Regions from separate parts of the Homo sapiens genome. Here region 1 is linked to region 2. Evidence: chromatin contacts called from ENCODE Hi-C data. All regions are on one chromosome and are shown on one strand. Each heading gives the region's core, a stretch centred on a gene start or an enhancer-like site at or near the end of the contact. The rest is flanking DNA. Distances are from core to core; before and after follow the strand shown.

Region 1 (6,686 bases), core at 520-3,019, 3.1 Mb after region 2:
CACTACTTACAATAGCAAAGACTTGGAACCAACCCAAACGTCCAACAATGATAGACTGGATTAAGAAAATGTGGCACATATACACCATGGGATACTATGCAGCCATAAAAAAGAATGAGTTCATGTCCTTTGTAGGGACATGGATGAAGCTGGAAACCATCATTCTCAGCAAACTATCGCAAGGACAAAAAACCAAACACCACATGTTCTCACTCATAGGTGGGAATTGAACAATGAGAACACTTGGACACAGGAAGGGGGAGATCACACACCGGGGCCTGTTGTGGGGTGGGGTGAGTGGGGAGGGATAGCATTAGGAGATATACCTAATGTAAATGACAAGTTAATGGGTGCAGCACACCAACATGGCACATGTATACATATGTAACAAACCTGCACGTTGTGCATATGTACCCTAGAACTTAAAGTATAATTTTAAAAAAATTAAAAAAAAGAAAGAAAAAATCCTCCAGTCTGAAGGCATTAAGTTATCAAAAAGCAAAATATTAAAATATAAAATTTTAGATGGGCACCCACTGTGTTGCCCTGATTATCCCCCTAGAATGCTACATGCTGGAAAGAGGGGCCTTAGCAGGTTTCTAAGTCTTTAACCTTCAGGTGGAAAAATGGGGAAACACACAAGAGACACTCCTACGTATAGTTTCAGAAAGAAGTTTAATTAAAAAACAGCTTTTGAGAATAAACATTCTGGAGATGCTTCTAAATCTTCTGGGTTTCTTTTGGTTGTATCTCTTTCTCCATACAGATTTGTTCTTTCAACTCAAGGACTATCAACTCTTTTTTTTTTTTTGAGACTGAGTCTCACTTTGTCGCCCAGGCTAGAGTGCAGTGGCGCCATCTCGGCTCACTGCAAGCTCCACCTCCCGGGTTCACGCCATTCTCCTGCTTCAGTCTCCCGAGTAGCTGGGACTACAGGCGCCCGCCACCACGCCCGGCTAATTTATTTATTTATGTATTTATTTTTGTATTTTTAGTAAAGATGGGGTTTCACCGTGTTAGCCAGGATGGTCTCGATCTCCTGACCTCCTGATCCGCCCGCCTCGGGGTCCCAAAGTGCTGGGATTACAGGCGTGAGCCACGGCGCCCGGCCAGGACTATCAACTCTTGTGTTTGGTACACAGGACACAAAGCAGGTGTCCGGTAACTACTTGCGAGGGAAGATACGAATTAACCAAGGAATAAAGTGTTCCAATCTGCATTCTGTCTTGCGTGGGGAACAAAACCAAACTAAGACCCAAGGATGAGGGTTTACGGTTAAGGTCTTCAGCGTGAATAAAAGGCGGCGTGAGCACTAAACGCCGGGGGCAAAGAACACTCCCGGCCCAGAGTTTGACCCCTCCTAGCGAGTTCTTCCCGGCCAGCTGCCCAACTTTTTGGCCTCTACTCCTCCGCGGGGGCACCATAAGACTCCCTACAGGTGGGCTACACTTAGGGGTTCAAATGCTGCATTACCGCGCTCGGGTGAGCGACTGCCCGGCCTGCAACTCAAGGGACTCCCAGGCCAAGTGGCTCCGAACTCGCGAGCTGTCGGAACAGTATTATTTTTGCTGCTACGGGCCATCTGGCCCAGGGCAACAGGGGCTCTGCGAGGAACCATAGAGAAGAAGGGGCGCCAGATCCCGCGTGCCTGCCCACCCGTCCTTCCTTTGGGCAGTCACCCTGAGCTCGGCAAGCTGTACCTCACCTGTCCACCTGGAAGGCTGCCCGCTCTCCCTGAGGGTCCTGGGAAGGCGGCACGAGACCGGAAGTGCCCCCCTCAGGTGACGTCACAGTACCGCGCCGGAGCTGATCCGGGAAGCCGATGTCAGCCTGGCGCGCGGCGCACAGCTGGCTGGGAGATTTCTTACTGGCTTGGAGCCGGTGGTCCAGATCAGAGAGACCTCTTGGAGGGTGTCGGGGTTTTCCTTTCTTTTTCATTTGAATTTTATCCGCCTTTTATTTTCTGTCATCCTTGATGTGCTTCTGGCTTCTGGCTTCCCTTTCCTTCTCTCTCATTTGTTCCATGTCTGCCCCTCTTTTCTCCCTCTTCCCATTTCCCTCTTTCTGCGTTACTAGTTGCATATCTTCCCCACATACACAGGAAAGTTGATTCTCATTTGATCATGTTCATAAGCATGATCAATAAAGTATTTTTTTAATTAAGGTGTTGCCAACTTTAAGAAAATTCAGAGAATAATATTAAGTATAGAGTTTATTTGGGCTCAGTGCTTGAGAATGGCCACTCAGGAGCTTAGATTCAAGTTGCCTTGAATATACACTCCAATTAGCAGCAGTCGGAGTAGGTTTTTTTTTTTTTTTTTTTTTTTTTTTGAGACGGAGTCTTGCTCTGTCGCCCAGGCCGGACTGCGGACCGCAGTGGCGCAATCTCGGCTCACTGAAAGCTCCGCTTCCCGGGTTCACGCCATTCTCCTGCCTCAGCCTCCCGAGTAGCTGGGACTACAGGCGCCCGCCACCGCGCCCGGCTAATTTTTTGTATTTTTAGTAGAGACGGGGTTTCACCTTGTTAGCCAGGATGGTCTCGATCTCCTGACCTCATGATCCACCCGCCTCGGCCTCCCAAAGTGCTGGGATTACAGGCGTGAGCCGGTTTTTAAGGAAAGGAGAGGAGGCAGAGCTTAACTTGTTTACCAAGAATTTATATTTAAAAAACTTAAGCTATTGACTGGCTATGCTTTCTTCCTTGTATCACAAATTCCAGGAACATAAAGATAATGGGTGAGGCAGCTAATAAAGAACAAAATGCCTTTAACAATTGCCCTAAGGCATGGGAAGGCGTGGCGGAAGCCAGTATTCACTTCTGTCCGGGTCTAATAAATTTTGCATACCTCACATAGCTCAGACAGCTCTGGGCTATTTTTCTTTTCTTAGTATGTACTTTTTTTAGACATAATACTGTTGTACACAATAATCTACAGTACAGTGTAAATATAAATTTTATATGCACTGGGAAACCAAAAAAATTCTGTGAACTGCCTTATTGTGATGTTTGCTTTATTGTGGTAGTATGGAACTGAACCCCCAATATCTTCAAAGTATGCTTGGATTTAAAAAAGAGGTTTACTTAGCTCATGGTTCTGCACATTGGAAAGCTCAAGGGGCATAGTGTGAGCATCTGCTCAGTTCTGGTTAGAGTTTTTTGTGCAGTGTCACAACATGGTAGAAGGTCAAAGGGGAAGCTGATACATGTGAAAACAGACCAAACAGGAGGTGGAAAACAACCCACTCTCTCAGGGACTCTCTCTTTTCCAATCTCTCAAGAGCTGTTATCAAACCAAACTGGAGTCCAATTGCCTGTGCAGCAAGACCAAACACTGACATCAGGATTATAGTGAAAGAAAGTGAGGCATTTATTGTAGGGTCCCAAGCAAGGAGAACTGGTCAGTTAGTGCTTAAGTCTTGAACTCCCTAATTGTTTATAGGTAAGGGTTTTTAAATGCAGGGGTGTCAGAGGTTATAGGCAAAGTCATAAATCAATATATGGAGGTTATATATTGGCTTAACCTAAAAATGCAGTGAGGTAGGATGCAGGAATTGGACACCAGACCAAATTGAGGACTAGCTAAAACAGGGGCAGGGAGGAAGCAGCTTTCCATATTAATGCCCCTTTCCATGGCAACAACCTGACAACCCAGAGGTTACCACCCTTTTCCTAGAAATTTCTGCATAATTCACCCCTTAATTTGCCTGTAATTAAAAATGATTATAAATATGACAGAAGAACTGCCTTTCAGATGCTACTCTGGACACACTGCCTATGGGGTAGCCCTGCTCTGCAAGGAGCAGTATCTCTGCTGCTTCTGGACACTACTACTTCAGTAAAAGTTGCTATTTAACACCACCGGCTCACCCTTGAATTCTTTCTTGGCGAAGCTAAGAACTCTACTGGGCAAATCCCCAATTTGGGGCTTGCCTGCCGTGCATTGGCGGGGCATCTCAAAGAGGGGGGCCCACAGGTCATAGGTGGAATTTAAGGATTTTCTGATTTGTGATTTGTTAAGAAGGTGAAACTCTCTAAAAATTTGATATCAGCAGAAAAGGATATTAGCTTGGGCTCATGGGCATGGCCTCCTTTAAGCACCTCAAGAAGAAATTTAGAACAAAGAATAGTAGTCAGAGTTTAGCCTTCAATTCTCCCTTATTTGAGGCCTGTGTGCCAGTGGATCCATTTAGTGGGGATCTGGGTTTCTGAAAAACAACTTGGGACATATGTTAAGATGTTACCTTTAGTTTTTATAGGAAATACAATATCCCGTGACATTAATTTTTTGGCTATTGTTTTAAGCTCTTATTATCTTCTTGCTTTTAAGTTTGTTTTGTTTTTGTTTTTGTTTTTAGGACTAGCTAGATGTCTGGAATTTTCTTTAAGGAAGTCAAGATTTTTTTTTATTTTCATCTTTTGGTGGAGAGTGCCCTGCAAGCCCTTAAGAGGGGTCTCTGCTGTGTCTCAGAACAAGAACTGACTTTGGCGAGAACAGCAACAATCTCTTCATGAGGGATCCACCCCATGACCCCAACACCTCCCCATAGGCCCCACTTCTGAACATCACCACACTGGGGACCAAATTTCAGCATGAGTCTTTTTGGGGACAAACTATATCCAAACCATAGCAACACATATTGTGATAAGAAATAAACCTTTGTTGCTTAAGGCTTTGGAGGTTGTTGCTGTTGTTTCTTACCACAGTGCCACACAGCCTGTCCAGATTGATGCAGAGGGACAGCCACACAGAGATTCTTTTTTCTCCCTCTTTCGATTTTAATTCCTAATACCCGGGGAAGAATTTCTGATTGGCTCAGCTCAGGTCTTGTCCTAGTCCATTTTCTGTTGCTTATAGTAGAATACCAGAAACTGGCTAATTTGTAAAGAAAAAATTATTTCTTACAGTTATGGAGGCTGAGAAGTCCCAGGTCGAGGGGCTATACCTGGTGAAAGACTCTCTGAAGAGTCTTAAGGCAGCACAGGGCCTCACTTGTCCAGGAGGCTGAGTGTGCTAGCTCAGGTTTCTCTTTCTTTTCTTGGAAAGCCACCAGTTCCCCTCACATGATACCCCTTAATCTAATTCATTAACCTATTGATCCATTAATCTATGAAGGAATTAATCTATCCATGAGGGCCGAGCCCTCCTGATTCAATCACCCCATAAAGGTCCCATCTTTTAATACTCCCCTTTGGGGATTAAATTTTAACATGAGCTCATAAATATATACACTTACTATGTACCCACAAAAATAAAAAACAAAACACATTATTTAAAATGAAATAAATTTCAACATGAATGCTATGGTTTGGATATGGTTTGTTTTGGCCCCCACCAAGTCTCAGATTGAAATGTGGTCCCCAGTATTGGAGATGGGGCCTGGTGGGTAGTGTCTGGGTTGTGGGTTGTGGGTATGGATCCCTCATAATGGCTTGGTGCCATGCTCGCAAGAGTGAATGAGTTCTTGCTCTGTTGCTTCCAATGAGAGCTGGTTGCTAAAAGAGCTGGCACCCCCTCCCTTCTCTCTCTTGCTTTCTATTGCTGTGCAGTTTCTACATACCAGTTCTCCTTCATTTTCCACCATAAATAGAAGCAGCCTGAGGTCTTCACCAGAGGCAGATGCCAGCACCGTGCTTCTGGTACAGCCTACAGAGGTATGAGCCAAACAAACCTCTTTTCTTTATAAATTACATAACCTCAGGTATTCCTATAAAGCAACACAAACAGACTACAACAATGAGTTTTGGAGGGGACAAATATTCAAACCCAGTACCAATTTTCTGTCTTAGCCCATTTACTGTTGCTTATAACAGAATACCTAAAACTGGGTAATTTATACATTTTATTTTATTTAATTTCATTTTCATTTTTCACTGTAACCTTGAACTTCTGGGCTCAAGCTATCTTCCTGCCTCAGCCTCCTGAAGAGCTGGGACTACAGGCATGTGCCATTATGCCCGGCTAATTTATATATATATATTTTTAATATCAGTCTACCACTGTAGACTGATATAAATTTTATACACACACACACACACACACACACACACACACACACACATATTTAGAGATAAGGTCTTGCCATGTTGCCTAGGTGTGAGCCACTCTGTCCAGCCTGAAACTGGGTAATTTATTTTAAAAACAAATTTATTAGGCCAGGCATGGTGGCTCACGCCTGTAATCCCAGCACTTTGGGAAGCCAAGACGGGCGGGTCACTAGGTCAGGAGATTGAGAACATCCTGGCTAACACGTTGAAACCCTGTCTCTACTAAAAATACAGAAACAAAATAAACCAGGCGTGGTGGCGGGCGCCTGTAGTCCCAGCTACTCAGGAGGCAGGAGAATGGCGTGAACCCTGGAGGCGGAGCTTGCAGTTAGCCGAGATGGCGCCACTGCACTCCAGCCTGGGTGACAGAGTGAGACTCCATCTCAAAAATAAATAAATAAATAAATAAATAAATAATAAAACTAATTTATTTATTACAGTTCCAGAGGCTGAGAAGGCCAAGGTCAAGAGGCTGAAGCTGGTGAGAGCCTTCTCGCCAGTTCCACTCCTGTGATAACCCGTTAATCTATTAGCCCATTAATCTCTTAGTCCATGAATGGATTAATCCATTCATAACAGCAGATCCCTCATGATCCAGTCACCAACATAGCAGGTCTGGTGTCCAGCAATCATTCAATTG
Region 2 (6,784 bases), core at 2,064-4,563:
CAACTTAGTTCTAACATACAAAGGCTTCTATAGCTCTAACATAGCAGAGCTCAGATCCAAATCCAGGTTTGTCAAAACCCAGTTAAACCTCTTTAACGCCCAGGTTCCTACTGGCATAAACTGAAGTTTGACAGTTAATTATTCATAGAGAGTGAAATTGGCTATTAATCTGTCCTTCATCTCGTCTATCCTTCATTAAACTTAAAAAAAAGATTCTATTATTGGCTGGGCGGGTGGCTCATGCCTGCAATCTCAGTACTTTGGAAGGCCAAGGCAGGCGGATCACCTGAGGTCAGGAGTTCGAGACCAGCCTGGCCAACATGGTGAAACCCCATCTCTACTAAAAATACAAAAAAAAATTAGCTGGGCTTGGTGGCGCATGCCTGTAATCCCAGCTACTCAGGAGGTTGAGGCAGGAGAATCACTTGAACCTGAGAGGCAGAGGTTGCAGTGAGCCGAAATCATGTCACTGCCCTCCAGCCTGGACAACAAGAGTGAACAGCTGTCTCAAAAAAAAAAAAAAAAAAAAAAAAGATTCTCTAATGTTACTATTAAAGTCAATCAAAACTTTGGGTGTGCTTTATAAAACTTCATTTTGTGTTTCATCTTCACACTTAATACTAAATGCCATTATAAGTTCATGGAACAGGTTTGGCAAGTAGGGAGAATGAAATTTATTTTATTTGAAAACACTGAGTTTGGGCTGGGCTCAGTAGCTCACGCCTTGTCATCCCAGCACTTTGGGAGGCCGAGATGGATGGATCACTTGAGGTAAGGCGCTCAAGACCAGCCAGCCCAACGTGGTGAAACCCCATCTCTACTAAAAATACAAAATTAGCCAAGTGTGGTGGTGCATGCCTGTAATCCCAGCTACTCCGGAGGCTGAGGCAGGAGAATCGCTTGAACCCGGGAGGCAGGATTGCACCACTGCACTCCAACCTCGGCGACAAGAGTAAAACTCTGTCTCAAACAAAAAAAAAAAAAAAAGAGGAAAAAAAAGAAAGAAAGAAAACACTGAGTTTCAAGTGCTCCTAAGGTATTTTGAGATAGAGGCCAGTCAGTAGTAAAGGATACTCTGCAATGGAGAAAGATTTGTGGGTGGAGCTAAGGAAGCTACTGGAAGTAGTTTGAATTTGGTGACCAAGAAAAGCATGCTCAGAGAGAAAAGATGTTAACTTGTTTAAATAGTGAATCAAAAATGCTAACATTAACCTAAGCAACTACGCTTGACCCTCAGTCAGCTGGACTTATCGTTGTGTATAAAGAACTATGGCATTTAATTGTGTCTTAAATATAATGCAAGCTATCACGGTAAAATTTTGAGTTACTTACTAATTCCTAAAAGTAAGCCAAGTACAGCTTTAATTATTTTTCCTAACTTTGGTCTAAAAATGACAGTCAAGATTTAGGTAGGTTTTACATAAAATTCTACAGATTCAGTAAAATACACTCAGTAAAATAAACCTTTGGGGAATAAAACTTGTTTTTCACTGTAATACCTTTAACATGACTTGTGTACTTTTTGCCAGGCTCAATACTAACTGGTTTATACGGATTGCAGACAGATGTCGATATATAACTACATAACTTTCTCTTCCTCTCTGTGTCCACATATTTAAGAATCCTGTCAGCTAGGTACAGTCAATCCCTAAGAATTGGTTCCAAAATGACAGCCCCTCTCTCTCACTCAGATACCAAAATCCACAGATGCTCAAGTCCCTTATATGAAATGGTGTCATATTTGCATATAACCTCCCCACATACTTAAAAGTTATCTCTAGATTACTTATATAACCTAACACAATGCAAATGCTATGTGAATAGTTGTTATACTGTACTGTTTAGGGAATAATGACAAGAACAAAAAAAAGTCTGTGCAACCATCCACTTTTTTTCCTCTGAAATATTTTCAGTCCCTTGATTGAGTCCACGGATACAGAGGATGCACTGATAACTGTATTATTTCTTCCAACTTGCATAAGAAGAACTGAAACTTAAAGAGGTGGTACCAACCTGCTCAGAGTCACACAATTCTGGCTTTTTGTGATATAAATACACGCTTTTAGGCAATATACTAGTGGCCTCCAAACGTTTTGTACTTGCACCCATTAAGCAAAAGAAATTTGAAATACATGTTCCAACATAAAATTAATACCCTATGTTTCACGTAGAAATCAAATGAAATAAATCTAAATAGAAGTTCTAATATGTTCCCTCTCTACCCACACACCCATGGAACAAACTGCATGCCACTGTATATACTATTGTACATGTTAAAAGATCACACTGCAACCATATAAAAGTCAGGAGATTTGGGTTTTTCTTTTTTCCTTTGAATATATATTACTGAGAAGTTTGCCTTTAAAACACTGGCTTTTAATCTACTACTCGTGACATATGCAGAGTAATAAGCGCTCACAAAACTTCTGTCTTGAGGGCTCAAACACCAAATGATTGCTCTAAGAATTTTCACAGTATTACCTCAAACCCTATTGGTTCTACAACCTTTCTCTACCCTAGAGTCCTGTTTTCCGCAATTCCCAATTGGGATTCTTCTCCGGTTCATTTCTGTAAGAAATGAGGGCAGAGAAATGCCATCAGTAAACCTTTGAACACATGTTAATTTTTCTAGGTAATACAATTTGCATTTTCGTAAAACTGGGCTTTAATGACAAATCCGATTTCAGTGATCTTTGCATACACCCTTTAAACACACCAGTTGCCGCCTGCGAGATATCATCAGACTCATGCTAAGAGCCACTCCCTACCCCAGCTTTCCCCAGACCTCTCCCCGCTTTACAGTTATTCGCCACAGCCCGGGAGAGTCTGGGGACGGCCGCCTGGGAGGGGACGGCCGCCTGGGAGGGGACGGCCCGGAGCAGACGCCAGGTTTCCCGCGGCTCAGGAGACCGGTGCCGCCTCGGAGAGCGCGCGAAGGTGCCGCCGGCCGCCCGACCCGCCCGAGGAACGGACATCTCCCGCCCGGGCCCGCAAGGACGACCATGAACACCGCCGCAGCTCAGCTGACCCTGCCTCTCCCGGGTGGCTGGGGGTCGCCAGCCAAGGGGGCAGCGGGCGGAGGATGAACCCCGGAGCAAGGGAAAGCGACAGCGCGCGCCTTCACCCTACCGCCAACAAGTCGAAGTCTCCCAAAGGAACCTGATCGGCGGGGCTGCCGTGGTACGACCGGCCGCTAAGGCCACCCTGCGGGCGTCTCGACCTCGGCTGACCGCCGCTGGCCCCCTGGGAACCGCGTGCCGGCCGCAGGAGAAGGTAGATTCCCGGGAGCCCCGGCGCCCACCGCGGTACTAACCGCGCCTGCGCCCCGCCCTCCCTCCCTTCGGGCTCCGCCCGCGCCTGCGCAGTTGCGGGGTTTCGCGCCGCCGGAGTCTGAGAGGCCGGAAGTGCCCCTTAGCGGGTGGGGGAAGCTGGTAGGCACGGGCGGCTCCGCAGTGACCGGACTCGGGGGAGGTGAGTGATTTGCCTAAGTAAAAGGGAAAGATAATTGAGCGCCCCCGGCAGCTGGTCTACGCATGCGTCCGCTAGGCCGGCTGGGAGCCGGCAAGGGAAAGCCGAGCGGGCCCCATTGGGGGAAAGGGGTCAGTCACTTCCCGGAAGAGGCGGGGCCGCGCGGGCCCGGCGCTGGATTCGAAACGCTTCCTGGTGCTCCTGGGCCTGGCGGTTGAGCCCGGGGAGCTAGTCTTTGCTTGGGTAAAGAAAGAGGACTTTCCTTTTTTTTTTTCCTTTTGAGAAAATTCAGAAATTTGGAGGCACAGTAGTTAGGATTCAGGCCAAACTGGTAAATGACGAAGGGGCTTCTTCCAGAGCCAAGGAGGAAGGGTTGTCCGGGTAAGTCCCGCGGGACGTGGAGAGACGGCGCCGCCCGGGTCCTCCCACTGATTCCTTTGACCATCTGGCTTACGGACGAGCTCTTTGTTCGCTGCTCCTCCGAAAACGCCTTCAATGACTCCCTTTGAATAAAGTAGGAAGTCCGAACCGAGCCGCCAGGCCGCGACTTGGCCCCTGTTTTCCACTCGCGAGGGCCCTGCGTCACCCCGCCTCGGGAAAGCTGCGCGTTCTCCGGCCGCTTGCGCTTGGCCGAAGCTGCTGGGTCCCGCTGTGCTTCCCCCGGGCATGCGATGGGGATAATTCCCACGCCTCGCTCAAAGCCATCCCGGGAGAGCCCTCCCTGGTCCCCATAGGCACAGTTGGGTGTTCCCTTTTCCGTGTTAACCTTGTATTTCGGATATAGTTCTGTTATAGTAATTACTTTAAGGTATTGTAGTTATTTACAATCAGTCTTTCCCCCACGGTAACCTAGAGTGTAAACCCCCTAAATAAACGTCAGAAGTAATGAAGTCTTAACTTCCTTGGCTTAGGTTTCAGCGCCCTTCTCAACCCCACACTCCCGCTTCAGTCTTTACACAACCCTTCCCATGAATATGCTGACCTAACAAGTAACCTACTTTTCATACTCCAAAATCTTCTCTTCTGTGTGGGGAAAATAATGCATTGACTGCCACCTCACTCCACCTCCAAATAAATTGATGTTGAAATTCTGGCCTCCGGTAATGGAATTCTTTACATCAAAGTCACTTTTTATTTCTAAAAGTAATCACATATATATTATATTCCTACTGTGGCCCTTGCCATGGATCAACGAAAAATATGACATAGTCAAAATAGACCAAAACATCTGGCCTTGTTGTAACCAATGGGAAACACGGTTGGGAGGTCCCTACTTACATGTCACTTGCTTCAGGAACCGTTCCTTGATTCCTAAGTGGGGGACCTTTTTTCCTAAATACAACTATAGCTTGCTTTCTTACCTCTTAAGCCCTTTTTATCTGCAGTCTCACTTACCCTACTAAGGTCTTTAAATGCAGGGCTTGATCTTCCATTATTGTATCTCCAGCACCTATAAAGCTTTCCTGTTAAATAGTAGACATTTAATAAGTATTTATTGATAAACGTGAAGTATGCCTCAACGTTTAGGCTAAATTCATATGAAAATAAAATTGAAAAAATAATTTTAAAGAACAGCATTAGTTACTGAGATTATGTGGTAAATCCCTTAAAATATAATCTTGCATTGAAATAGTTTTCACCATTTACCAGTCTTTATATGAATATATACTCATCTAAATGGAAATTGGGAAATTTAAGCATTTTCTGCTTTTCCGAAGTAAATTTTCTAATGTTTTTCTTAAAGCTGAACTAAATTGCAAAACTTGCTTTAATAAAGTGTGTATTTTTGCATCAGTTAAGCCCCTGACCTCTTTATGTTCTTTAAATTTGATTCATTAGTGAAATTAACAAGGTTCTGTGTTTTTCTCACCTCATTCAGTTTTATAATTAACCAATAAAAGCTTATTAGCTTTTAAGGAAGTTTTAGGAACTTAAATTGATTTATGGGCACCATATGGTTACATCAAAGGACTTGTTTTTGTTTTAACTGGAAGTGGATTCTTAAGTCCTTTAAGATGGAAATTTATGTTCTTTCTATTATACCAAGCAATACTTTCTGAAATAGAGTGATTTTTTTTTATTCCATGCTACCAGTTGGTCATGCAATTCAAATATTAAATACTAGATTACAGATATTAGAATCTTGTAATGCATCTGGTTTAATACCTGTCATTTTGTAGAACGGTTAAATGTCTTCCCAAGGTCATACACCTAATCAGTGGTATATTCAAAACCCAAATCCTAGGCTTCCTATCTGAAGTCCATTGCTTATGAAGTGGTTTGCTATGTGTTCTGACTTTGTTGATTCAAATAAGTAAGCTAAATCAATTTAAGCCATTAATAGGTTTATAAAGTTATTTGCTATGTGTTGTTCTTACATCATTGATTCATGTAAGTAGACTTGTGTGACAGCTAATTCTTAAAAAATTATGAAGATGTTAGACTTCTTTTGATATATATATGTTGATTGTATGAACAGATTGACATCAATATACTTATTCATTATAAAAGATTTGAGTGGGAACTCACCAAATCCCACACCAAAAAAATTTAAAATTTTACCATAGTAAAAAAAACTAAAAAGCAAGATGAAATTATACATAGTTCTTGGTGTAGTATTTTTAATTTTTATTATTTATTTTTATAGAAATGGGGTCTCACCATTTTGCCAGGCTGTTCTCAAACTCCTGGCCTCAGGTGATCCGCCTGCCTCGACCTCCCAAAGAGCCAGGATTATAGGCATGAGCTACCATGCCCGGCTAGTGTAGTATTTTTAAATTTTACTTAATGCTGAGCCATTTTCAAATAACCTCATCACATTGATTATGACCTCATGCAAGAACCATCTGTTCTATCTTTCAGTGTAGTTGTACTTTAATATCTTAGAAGCTATTGCATTCTGTCCTTTTTTGGAATGTTTTATGCTTTTACAGTCTTAACCATTGCTTCTTAATATCACTTCCGCGGAACAGCTGGTGCAAAGAACATGTGATAAGGAATGGAAAACAATTGATGATGGAAACAGAGATTTGGAGTTAATTGCGTTCTTAAAATATTATGATGTTCTTTCTAATAAAATGTACATTTCACATAATTTTCCTCTTTCAGAACTAACCATGGTTAATCATTCTTTAAACCAGGTTTGTTTCCGACAAAAGAAATGAAATAATAAAAACTAAATTCTAACTGTAGTAATCATGTGATATTAAAGATATTATTTATGGGGTTAAAAGCCCTCTTTATCTTGCTTAGGGGTTTCCAATAATCGAATCAGTGCTGGACTTTTTTTTTTTTTTTTTAGGCATGGCTGCCCCCT

What was found. A loop is a pair of places that touch in the nucleus more often than their neighbours do. Pooled maps may share reads with other maps.
Region 1: a pooled map shows a loop between it and region 2 (13-fold over the local background). The contact joins the promoter of LDAH here to the promoter of SMC6 in region 2. A Hi-C loop is called at or near these places in 7 of 50 pooled maps.

The regions. Positions count from the first base shown.
Region 1 is chr2:20,821,332-20,828,017 of GRCh38, forward strand. LDAH (lipid droplet associated hydrolase) reads right to left here and starts at 1,770. Exons shown (of 7, transcript NM_021925.4): 1 at 1,706-1,770. RefSeq lists enhancers at 646-1,471, 1,274-1,343, 1,564-1,953.
Region 2 is chr2:17,750,497-17,757,280 of GRCh38, forward strand. It overlaps SMC6 (structural maintenance of chromosomes 6), which reads right to left and starts at 3,314. Exons shown (of 28, transcript NM_001142286.2): 1 at 3,130-3,314; 2 at 2,482-2,568. It overlaps GEN1 (GEN1 Holliday junction 5' flap endonuclease), which reads left to right and starts at 3,642. Exons shown (of 14, transcript NM_001130009.3): 1 at 3,642-3,849. RefSeq lists silencers at 2,790-3,149, 3,290-3,429.